Regions from separate parts of the Homo sapiens genome. Here region 1 is linked to region 2. The links are chromatin contacts, found by Hi-C or POLR2A ChIA-PET in ENCODE. All regions are on one chromosome and are shown on one strand. Each heading gives the region's core, a stretch centred on a gene start or an enhancer-like site at or near the end of the contact. The rest is flanking DNA. Distances are from core to core; before and after follow the strand shown. Region 1 has its middle 17 kb from the start of ABHD17C. Region 2 overlaps CEMIP (cell migration inducing hyaluronidase 1).

Region 1 (5,012 bases), core at 317-2,816, 270 kb after region 2:
AAACTTCCAAAACCCTGGTGATGTGGTTTGGCTCTGTGTCTCCACCCAAATCTCATGTCAAATTGTACAGTAATTCCCAGTGTTGGGGGAGGGACCTGGTGGGAGGTGATTGGATCATGAGGGCGATTTCCCCCTTAGTGTTCTTGTGATATTTCTAGTGAATTTTCACAAGATCTAGTTGTTTAAAACAGTGTAGCACTTCCCACTTCTCTCTCTCCTACCACCATGTGAAGACGTACTTGCTTCCCCTTCGCCCTTCTGCCATGATTGTAAGTTTCCTGAGGCCATCCCAGCCATGACTTCTATACAGCCTGCAGAACTGTGAGTCAATTAAGCCTCTTTTCTTTATAAATTTCCAAGTCTCCAGTAGTTCTTTATAGCAGTGTGAGAGCAGACTAATACACTTGGTCATACTCTAGATCAGAAATCCCAGTCTCTGATGGAGGGACTAAGTAATTCCATTGTGTGGACCAGTTTGAAAAGGACTGCCATAACCCTTGCAGGTTGCTCCCTTGAAGATCACTAAAAGCAAAGTTTAATGTTATCATTATTATTATTATTTTTTGACACAAGGTCTTGCTCTGTTGCCCAGGCTGCAGTACAGTGGCACAATCATAGCTCACTGCAGCCTCAACCTCTCCTGGGTGCAAGTCATCCTCCCATCTCAGCCTCCCCACTAGCTGGAACTACGGGTATGCACCACTAAACATGGCTAATTTTTAAAAATTGTTTTGTAGAGATGGAGGTCTCACCATGTTGCCCAGGCTGGTCTCAAACTCCTGGGCTCAATAGATCCTCCTGCCTTGGCCTCTCAAAATTTGGGGATTATAGGTATGAGCCACTGCACCCCGTTATGTTCTTATTTTTTTTATCATGCTCCATTTTCCCAAAGCATTGGAAATAGTTGGCTACCAACTAGGTATACACTCTTAGCATTCAAAGCCTTCTGTGGAATTGCTTCTAATAAAATTGGAACCTTGCACTGTTTACATAAGTAGGTGTTTTGGGACATTATAAACAAAGTGGGGCAGGGCCAGGAATCCAGAAATGATACGTATTCTTTGCCCTGGGATAGGCACCAGGCAGGTGGTGGACCCAGCTTCTGACAACAGAAAATTATCCTGCTAGACAGGCAGAACTTCCTGTTCACTCAGCAATCCATGTCTGTGCTGAGCCAGTACAGTGACACGTTAACTGAGGCAAATAGGAAATGCTATGGGGCATCAAGGAAGTAGTTACTCTCCACCCCTGGGAAAGTAGTCAGTCAGAAAAGGCTTCAAGAAGGTGACTTTTGAGCAGATGAAAGTGTCCAGAGTGTGTACCAACAAGCAATGTAAGTGGCAACCCAGGAATCTTGGTCAGAATCAGGAAGGAGAGAATTCACATTTATGGAGCCCTACCTCTGTGCCAGGCAGTAGTAAACATGTCAGAAGTGTTTGAATGGGAGCAGCTCCATCTTGAACAGGGACTGAGTAAAATGAGGCTGAAACTTGCTGGGCTGCATTCCCAGGAGGTTAAGCATCCTTTGTCACAGGATGGGATAGGAGTTCGGCAGGACCGGTATCACAAGCTTCAGGTCACAAAGACCTGGCTGATAAAACAGGATGTGGTGAAGAAGCAAGCCAACACCCTCCAAAACCAAGATGGCAGTGAAAGTGACTTTGGTCATCCTCACTGCTCATTAAATGCTAATTATAACGCATTAGCATGCCAAAAGACACTCCCACCAGCTCATGACAGTTTACAAATGCCATGGCAATGTCTGGAAGTTACCCTATAGAGTCTAAAAGGGGGAGAAACCCTCAGTTCCGGGAACTCCCCACCTCTTTCTGGAATGAATAATCCACCCCCTCACACAGCATATAATCAATAAAAAACCATAAGTATGCTCCGTCAAGCAGCCCATGCTGCCATTCTGCCTATGTGATAGCCACTCTTTTATTCCTTTGCTTTCTTTCTTTTTCTTTTTTTTTTTTTTTTTGAGACGGAGTTTCGCTCTTGTTGCCCAGGCTGGAGTGCAATGGCGCAATCTGGCTCACCTGTGACCTCCGCCTCCTGGGTTCAAGTGATCGTCCTGCCTCAGCCTTCCAAGTAGCTGAGATTACAGGCATGCACCACCATGACCGGCTAATTTTTTTTTTTTTTTTTTTTTTTAGCAGAGACGAGGTTTCTCCATGTTGGTCAGGCTGGTCTTGAACTCCCGACCTCAGGCGATCCGCCCGCCTTGGCCTCCCAAAGTGCTGGGATTACAGGCGTGAGCCACCGTGCCTGGCCTCCTTTGCTTTCTTAATAAACTTGTTTTCACTTTACTCTGTCAGCTCACTCTTGAATTCTTTCCTACACAAAACCAAGAACCCACATGGGCTCCCAGGCTGAACCGCAGTTTTGGGGTTCGCCCTGTGACAAACAGGGCACTGTGAAAGGCTGTGCCCCAGAAAGCAGACTCTCTGAGCTAGAGATCAACATGCAGGAAGTTTATCAGGGAGTGACCTTGGCATCAACATCTGTTGATGGGAAAGGGAAAAAAGGAAAGCAGGATTGGGCAGAAGGGAAGTTGGGCTGTAATGCGGTCTCACTGAATATCTTAGCTGCCAGCACAGGGAACATTGAAGATCAGAGAGAACACTGAACAACTTTTTCATGTCACATATCACACAGCTTACACATCTCAGAGCAGAAATTTGAGTCTGGTTCTGATTCCAAAGTTCGTATTCTCTCTAGGATGTGCATTCTCAGTGGCAGATATGGGGGCAGGGAGTAATATTGTCTTCAAGGGTATAAAACTGGTTCTTCTTTTTCTTTGAGACAGGATCTCACTTTGTCACCCAGGCTGGAGTGCAGTGGTGCAACCTCAGCTCACTGCAGCCTCGACTTTCCTGCATTCAGACAATCCTCCCACCTCAGCCTCCCAAGTAGCTGGGACTATGGGCATGTGCCACCACACCCCACTAAGTTTTAAAACATTTCTTATAGAGATGGAGGTCTCGCTATGTTGCTTGGGCTGGTCTGGAACTCCTGGCCTCAAGCGATCCTCTCGCCTTGGCCTCCCAAAATGTTGGGATTACAGGCATGAGCCGCCACGCCTGGCAGAAAACTGTTTTTTGGCAGGGACAAAATGATCTTAGATATTACAGGGTTTGCGACCTTCAAAGAGTCACAGAACATAAACACGTAGAGAGTATATCTGTGCTGTTACATTACAGTTTCATGAGGAGAAACAATTAGGGAAACAATATCAAAGAAGTGATAAAAAGCCGGGCACAGTGGCTCACGCCTGTAATCCCAGCACTTTGGGAGGCCGAGGCGGGCGGATCACCTGAGGTCGGGAGTTCGAGACCAGCCTGACCAACATGGAGAAACCCCATCTCTACTAAAAATACAAAGTTAGCCGGGTGTGCTGGCACATGCCTGTAATCCCAGCTACTCGGGAGGCTGAGGCAGGAGAATCACTGAACCCAGGAAGCGGAGGTTGCAGTGAGCCGAGATCACGCCATTGCACTCGAGCCTGAGCAACAAGAGCAAAATTCTGTCTCCAAAAAAAAAAGAAGTGATAAAAGAAAAACTTCAGCCTAATTAAATTTAAAGGAGTTTAATTGAGCAATGAACGATTCACAGGCAGCCTCCCAAGCCAGAGTAGACTCTGAGACTCCCGTGCAGCCACATGGTGGAAGATTTATGGATAGAAAAAGGAAGTGATGTGCAGAAAAAGAAAGTGAGGTACAGAAACAGCTGGGTTGGTTACATGGTGGCATTGCCTTATTTGAACACAGTTCGAACAGTTGGCTACATTTGATTGGCCAAAACCAGGTGACTGGCGCAAGTGTAGGCTGTGGTCTGTTTACACCTCCACTTGTTATAGTTCACAATGTACAGAAAAACCTTTGGGCCAAACTTAAAATATGTATGTAAGGAGGCAGCTTTAGGCTAAACTTGGCTTAACAGGAGGTGGATGTGGTAGAAAGTCAATAATGACAAATAGATTGACAAATTGCTCTAGGAAGTATTGAAGGTGGGGCTAAGAGGTATAAGGTAAAACTAGGTGTCTATGAAAAGAGTCAAACTCTAAAATATTTGAAGAGATTTATTATAGCCAAATATGAGTGCCCAATGAACCATGACACAGCCCTCAGGAGATCCTGAGAACATGTGCCCAAGGTGGTTGGGGTACAACTTAGTTTCATTTACATTTTAGGGAGATATAGGACATCAATCAAATACACGTGAGATGTACATTGGTTCAGTCCAGAAAGGTGGGACAACTCAAAATGGGGCATTGGGATGAGGGAGGGACTACCAGGTTAAGGGCAGATTTAAAATTTTTCTGATTGGCAATTGGTTGAAATAGTTGTTATTGTCTAAAACTTAGGAATGTCTGGGTCAAGATTGAGGGTGTGGAATCCACAGTTTTATCATGCAGGTGAAGCCTCGGGGTAGCAGGCTTCAGAGAGAATACATTGTAAATGTTACCTGTCAGACGTAAAGAGTCTGTTTTATCAGTAATTCCAAAAGGCAGGAGGGTATAATGAGGCATGTCAGACGGCCCCTGCCCATCATGACCTGAGCTAGTTTTTCAAGTTAGCTTTGAAATGCCCTTGCCAAGAGCAGGGGTCCATTCACATGTTCGGGGGGCTTAGAATTTTATTTTTGGTTTACATAGGTATTCCACATTGAGACAAAATTATGGAGGGGTAAGAAAATGCAGGGGCAGTGCCTGGACCTGCTCTCTAGACAATGAGAACCTATTTGGGATTTTCAACAAGGAAATAGCATGTGTTTTGAATATATGGCAGGAGCAGTAGTGTGAAGCATGGATTAGAGATGGGGACAGTGAAGATAGGAGGCCATTGCAACAAACCAAATGAGAGATAGAGCCTGACTCAAACATTGACAAAAGGATGGAGAGAAGAGGAGAGTTTTGCAAGAGATTAAGAAAGAAGAATCAACAATAAGATTCATACACTAACTCCATGGGGGTGGAGTGTGGAAATAACAAACCCAATGTGTTTTTTCTA
Region 2 (4,791 bases), core at 35-2,534:
CTGAGGCAGGAGAATCGCTTGAACCTGGGGGGCGGAGGTTGCAGGGAGCCGAGATTGCATCACTTCACTCCAGCCTGGGCTAAAGAGACTCTGTCTCTCTCACACACACACACACACACACACGCACAAACACACACTTCTCAAACTTTACTGTGCAAACAACTACCCTGGGTCCCTTCTTAAAATGCAGATTCTGATTCAGCTGATCTGGGAGAGCCTGAGATTGGGCATTTCTTTTTTTTTTTTTTTTTTGAGACGGAGTCTCTCCGTCGCCCAGGCTGGAGTGCAGTGGCGCAATCTCGGCTCACTGCAAGCTCCGCCTCCTGGGTTCACGCCATTCTCCTGCCTCAGCCTCCCGAATACTGGGACTACAGGCACCTGCCACTGCGCCCGGCTATTTTTTTTTTTTTGTATTTTTAGTAGAGACAGGGTTTCACCGTGTTAGCTAGGATGGTCTCGATCTCCTGACCTCGTGATCCGCCCGCCTCGGCCTCCCAAAGTGCTGGGATTACAGGCTTGAGCCACCGCGCCCGGCCGAGATTGGGCATTTCTAACCAGCTCCTGGTTATACTCCTGGGTGGTGCTGAACTTTTTTTTTTTTTTCTAGTAGAGACAAGGTCTCGCTGTGTTGCCCAGGCTGGTTTTGAATTCCTGGGCTCAAGCGATTCACCTGCCTCAGCCTCCCAAAGTGCTGGGGCTACAGGTGTGAACCACCTCCCCCAGCTGATGCTGATGATGCTGATGCCATTGGCCCATGGACCACACTGAGTAGCAGGCTTTAGAGCACAGGCATCCAATCTTTTGGCTTTCCTGGGCCACATTGGAAGGAGAATTGTCTTGGGCCATACGTAAAATACACTAACACTTAACGATAGCTGATGAGCTTTAAAAAAATGCAAAAAAACTCATAATATTTTAAGAAAGTTTACAAATTAGCGTTGGGCTGCATTCAAAGCCATCCAGGGCTGCATGTAGCCCACTGGCGGTGGGTTAGACGAGCTTGCTTTATAGCTTTCAAAGCTGAGTCATGCATGTTGTTGATTCTGTTTGATGCTCCTGATTGTTTTCTGTGAGGGAGGGCAGTTCCTGGGACAATGAACTCTTCCCTTCCTCCATCCCCTCCCCCAACCCTCACCATTACCTCTGTCTGCTCTCCTTCTCACCCCAACCCAGCCCTGAGGACATGAGGGCACTGCCAGGTGCCTGTGGACTTGATCCTCCCAGGATTAAGCCCTTCCCACCACCCACATCCTACTCCTTTCCCTGCCATTGAGAAAACCTCTGCCGCCTACCTAGCCCCCAGGCTAAAACAGCTAGGATGGGGTCAAAGGGCTCAGGATTTTGGCTTCAGTACTGGAGGCAGGAGGGTTGCGCTAGGGTCGGCTTTTATGCCTTTGTTCAACACAGCAAGCACACATTACCCAACAGAACTCTGCCAGATATGGGAAAACCTATGGCCTATGCTCTGCAGGAGGCTACAGTCTGGAGGAAGGGGTGAATGTTAGCCTGGGACAGGGGGCGCAATATCAAGGCACTGGGCCCTGGGCCCAGGAGAGGAAGGAGAAAGCTGCCAGGCATGGGTCAGAGAAGGCTTTGTGTGGAGCTACGCCCTGGAACATGAGTAGGCGTGGGCCAAGCCGAGAGGAGAGAGGGCAGGGTGGGTCAGGTCATCTACCATGTTATGAGGACTCTAAGATCCTTGAGCCAGTGGGAGGGGATGAGGATTAGGGCTCATCTGGGGATTGGGGATGAGGAAGGAATGGGTGACCAGATTGGAGATGCAGGCATATGCCACCTCAGGGACTGCCTGTGTGCCCAACTCAGCATACCCTGTGTGCCTGTGGGTATGGGAACAAAATTCTCCCAAACGCCTGCTTCCAGCTTTGTGCCGTTGCGTTTTCTTTAGGCAGATGTTGTTAGCTGTCACTGCACTGACCTCTAAGGCCACCCCAGCCTCCATGAGTGAACGCCCATGCCTTCACCCCTCCTGTCTGTGGGGAGGAACCCCACCCCCTTTCCTCCAGCAACTCCTACACATCGCCTCCAGGCCTTCCCAGCACCATTCCCTCACCAGGAATGTTCTTTGCCCTTCTTCACTTAGTTCATTCCTATGCATTCTGCAAAACTTAACTCTGCCACACTTTTCTGACCTGTCCCCTCCCAGGCTGGTGAGGGAGAGCAGATCATCCTGTCTGTCTCCCTGCGGACAGGAACGGAAGGTGCCCACTGGTCACCTAATGCATTGCAGTGACTACTTGTGGGATCTGGTGACTATTGCAGGGACAAATGAAGGACCCTGAAGTGCCTGCCTGTCCCTCCACCCCAACCTCTCTGTGGCTTCTTTTGCTGTGCGTCTAGCTGGGTGCAGTGTCCCATTGCTCGACGGTTCCTCGTTGGCGTCTGCTTTCCAAGTCCTCCCTGGATGCCTCTTCTATGCACCTACTGAATCAGTGGGCTGTGCTCTCTTTCACACAGTGACACTTCTGGCTGAGAAGTCACTAGTAACCCCCCACCCTCTTTCATCACAGCCAGTGGGCCCTAAAGCTGACCCTGTGTTTGGCCCAACCCACCTTCCACTTTGCCTCTCATGACTGAGCCTTGATTTATGCCCAGGTGTTCTCAAGCCCACACTCTGATAGCTGCCCCTCTGTCAGACTCTGCCTCTTACAAAAGGCCCTTCTCTTATCCATCTCTGACTCTCAGGCCAACACCTGTCCTACTTCCACTCACTGACCTTCCCTGACCAATCCAGGCGATGATCACTCCCTGCCCTCAGAAGCCTGCCACACCACTCATTGGGCAGGTAATTTCATGTTCTCCATGGGGTCATTCTGTGTTCCTCTGTGTGCACCGTGCCTGGCACAGAGCAGGGGTGCAAAAATATTTGTTGACTGAGTGTGCAAGTGTGATCTCTTTCTCCTGGCAAAGTTTCCTGAAGGTAGAGGCCGTGTACTCTCTACTGCACAGCTGACTTTATGCCCAAAGCTAGTCTGCCAGATATATTTGTGTATTGGCAGCTTAAAACGACCAATCTGGTACCAGCCCCTTTAAGTGAATTGACTATACACAGATGCACACAGACAGACAGACAGAGAGACATACACACACACACACACACACACGAGACATAGTTGTTTTGTTTTTAAACCCAATGCATAAGACCCAGGAGCTCTTTGGAAATCAAGAGAAGAACTCTCTGTGGTGATGGAAATGTTTTATATCGACTCTATCCTATATGGTAGCCACTAGACACACATAGCCATTGAGCACTTGAAAATTGTGGCCAATGTGATTGAGGAACTGCATTTTTAATTGCATTTAATTTAAATTAATTTAAATGTAGGTAGCCCCATGAAGCTAGTGGCTGCCCTCCTGGACTGGCAGTTCTGGACCACTCCCAGTTCACCTGCTCTAACCTCTGCCTCTCACTCTCTCCCTTCCAGACCCCTGAGCCCCTTCCAGTGCTGCCTGAGGTGCCCTCTACCTGTGCCTGCCTCTCGTCTGCCAGTTTGATTTGGACCTGTTTTTCCCACCTCAGCCCCCATGCTCTTGTCAAACGTGTTTGGCCTCCAGCCAAACAGGGCCTGGGAGGAAAAGAGAGTCCTGCTTCTGCCTGGCTTCCCCATCGGGGAGGGGAGTTGAAGTGACAGCCTCCTGACAGCTTAGAAATGTGGAGGACGCAGCAAGTTCTGGACATGGCCAGCCATATGAATGATATCTTCTCTTTCTTTGAACCATCTCCACCTGCTCTTATGGACACCCCGCCTTGGGGCAAGGCAAGGTAGGATCTTGACATATGACTAGCTCTTGGGAATAAGGCCATGGAAGTAAGGCAGACACATGGGGTGATTTCATCAGCCTTATTATCCTTAGATAACTGTTTATCTTAGGTTATCCTTAGATAAGTTATTATCCCTAGATAAAATGAAGCCCATTTTAATAGAAAATGAAACAAACAGACAAGATGATGACATCCTTTGTATGTTTACTATAATAACAGCAAAATTTTTCCAAACCAGAGCCAATTTCCTTGGCTCTAGGTACACCCCTTCCAAGCAATGCAAAGGACATCTCCAATCATGACATTTAAGACAATTCTTTATTTCTCTGACAGTGACTTCTTGAAGTGCACATATAATAAATAAATAGAAAATATATCTTTGTTCATGGTGATGCCTACAAGAAATGTTTACATACAAACACTCTATACATCTAACTCCCGAAAAAGGACCAGCTATTTCGGCAACAGAAAAAAGACAAGCATTTCAGAGGAGCGTTGCTTTCCTTAAAGACCTAACTCACTTAAGTCTTACAAACAGAAATAACAAGGAGGACAATTTTCTAAGCAATAAGAAAATTTGTGCTACCAAGAAAATGCCTAGATATTGGCTCTTGGTGAATGGTTTAGGAAAGAAACTTTTATGTACAGATCCTGTACTGTGAAACATATGTACAACTCTGAGAACTTTCAAATAGATATCTTTTTTAAATGAACTGAGCCAAAGACATTCAACATTCCTGGCCACCTGAAAGTGATCACATCCTAAGTGGTTCACAGTGTGAGACCCTTGCATTAGAAGAGTGAAAACTCAACAAAACCGTGGACAAGAAGGACATGAGGTCATTTTAACTCTCCTCTCCATCACCACTAATCTCCCTGGAAGAAGTCCTTCCTGTGACTCTGGCCTTTGAAGCAGCCATATCTTTAAAAGCAGAGCCCTATGGTCACCTCCCAGCAGCTGAAAGATGTTTGGTGGGAAAGACCTCCCTGACAGTTGGCTCCCACCTGGG

Evidence for each region. A loop is a pair of places that touch in the nucleus more often than their neighbours do. ChIA-PET counts read pairs that join two places held with the same protein, here RNA polymerase II (POLR2A). Pooled maps may share reads with other maps.
Region 1: a loop to region 2 is called in a map of PC-9, with 18 times the contacts of the local background. The contact joins two enhancer-like sites. A Hi-C loop is called at or near these places in 1 of 168 maps with a recorded cell type or tissue (PC-9) and 1 of 50 pooled maps. POLR2A ChIA-PET finds 5 or more read pairs at or near these places in 2 of 52 experiments (WTC11 and activated T-cell).

What each region holds. Positions count from the first base shown.
Region 1 is chr15:80,676,150-80,681,161 of GRCh38, reverse strand. No RefSeq gene overlaps it. Among named protein-coding and RNA genes, the nearest start is that of ABHD17C, 17 kb to the left of the region's middle. Within about 2 kb of position 1,566, at least 8 of the 41 ENCODE cell types and tissues checked have a DNase peak (open chromatin) inside an H3K27ac peak, as active enhancers do; they include PC-9, where a contact is called at or near this core.
Region 2 is chr15:80,950,949-80,955,739 of GRCh38, reverse strand. CEMIP (cell migration inducing hyaluronidase 1) reads right to left here. Exons shown (of 30, transcript NM_001293298.2): 30 at 3,969-4,791. It also overlaps a transcript of MESD not described here. Among named protein-coding and RNA genes, the nearest start is that of MESD, 36 kb to the left of the region's middle. RefSeq lists enhancers at 167-1,139, 1,140-2,111, 2,112-3,084. Within about 2 kb of position 1,284, at least 3 of the 41 ENCODE cell types and tissues checked have a DNase peak (open chromatin) inside an H3K27ac peak, as active enhancers do; they include PC-9, where a contact is called at or near this core.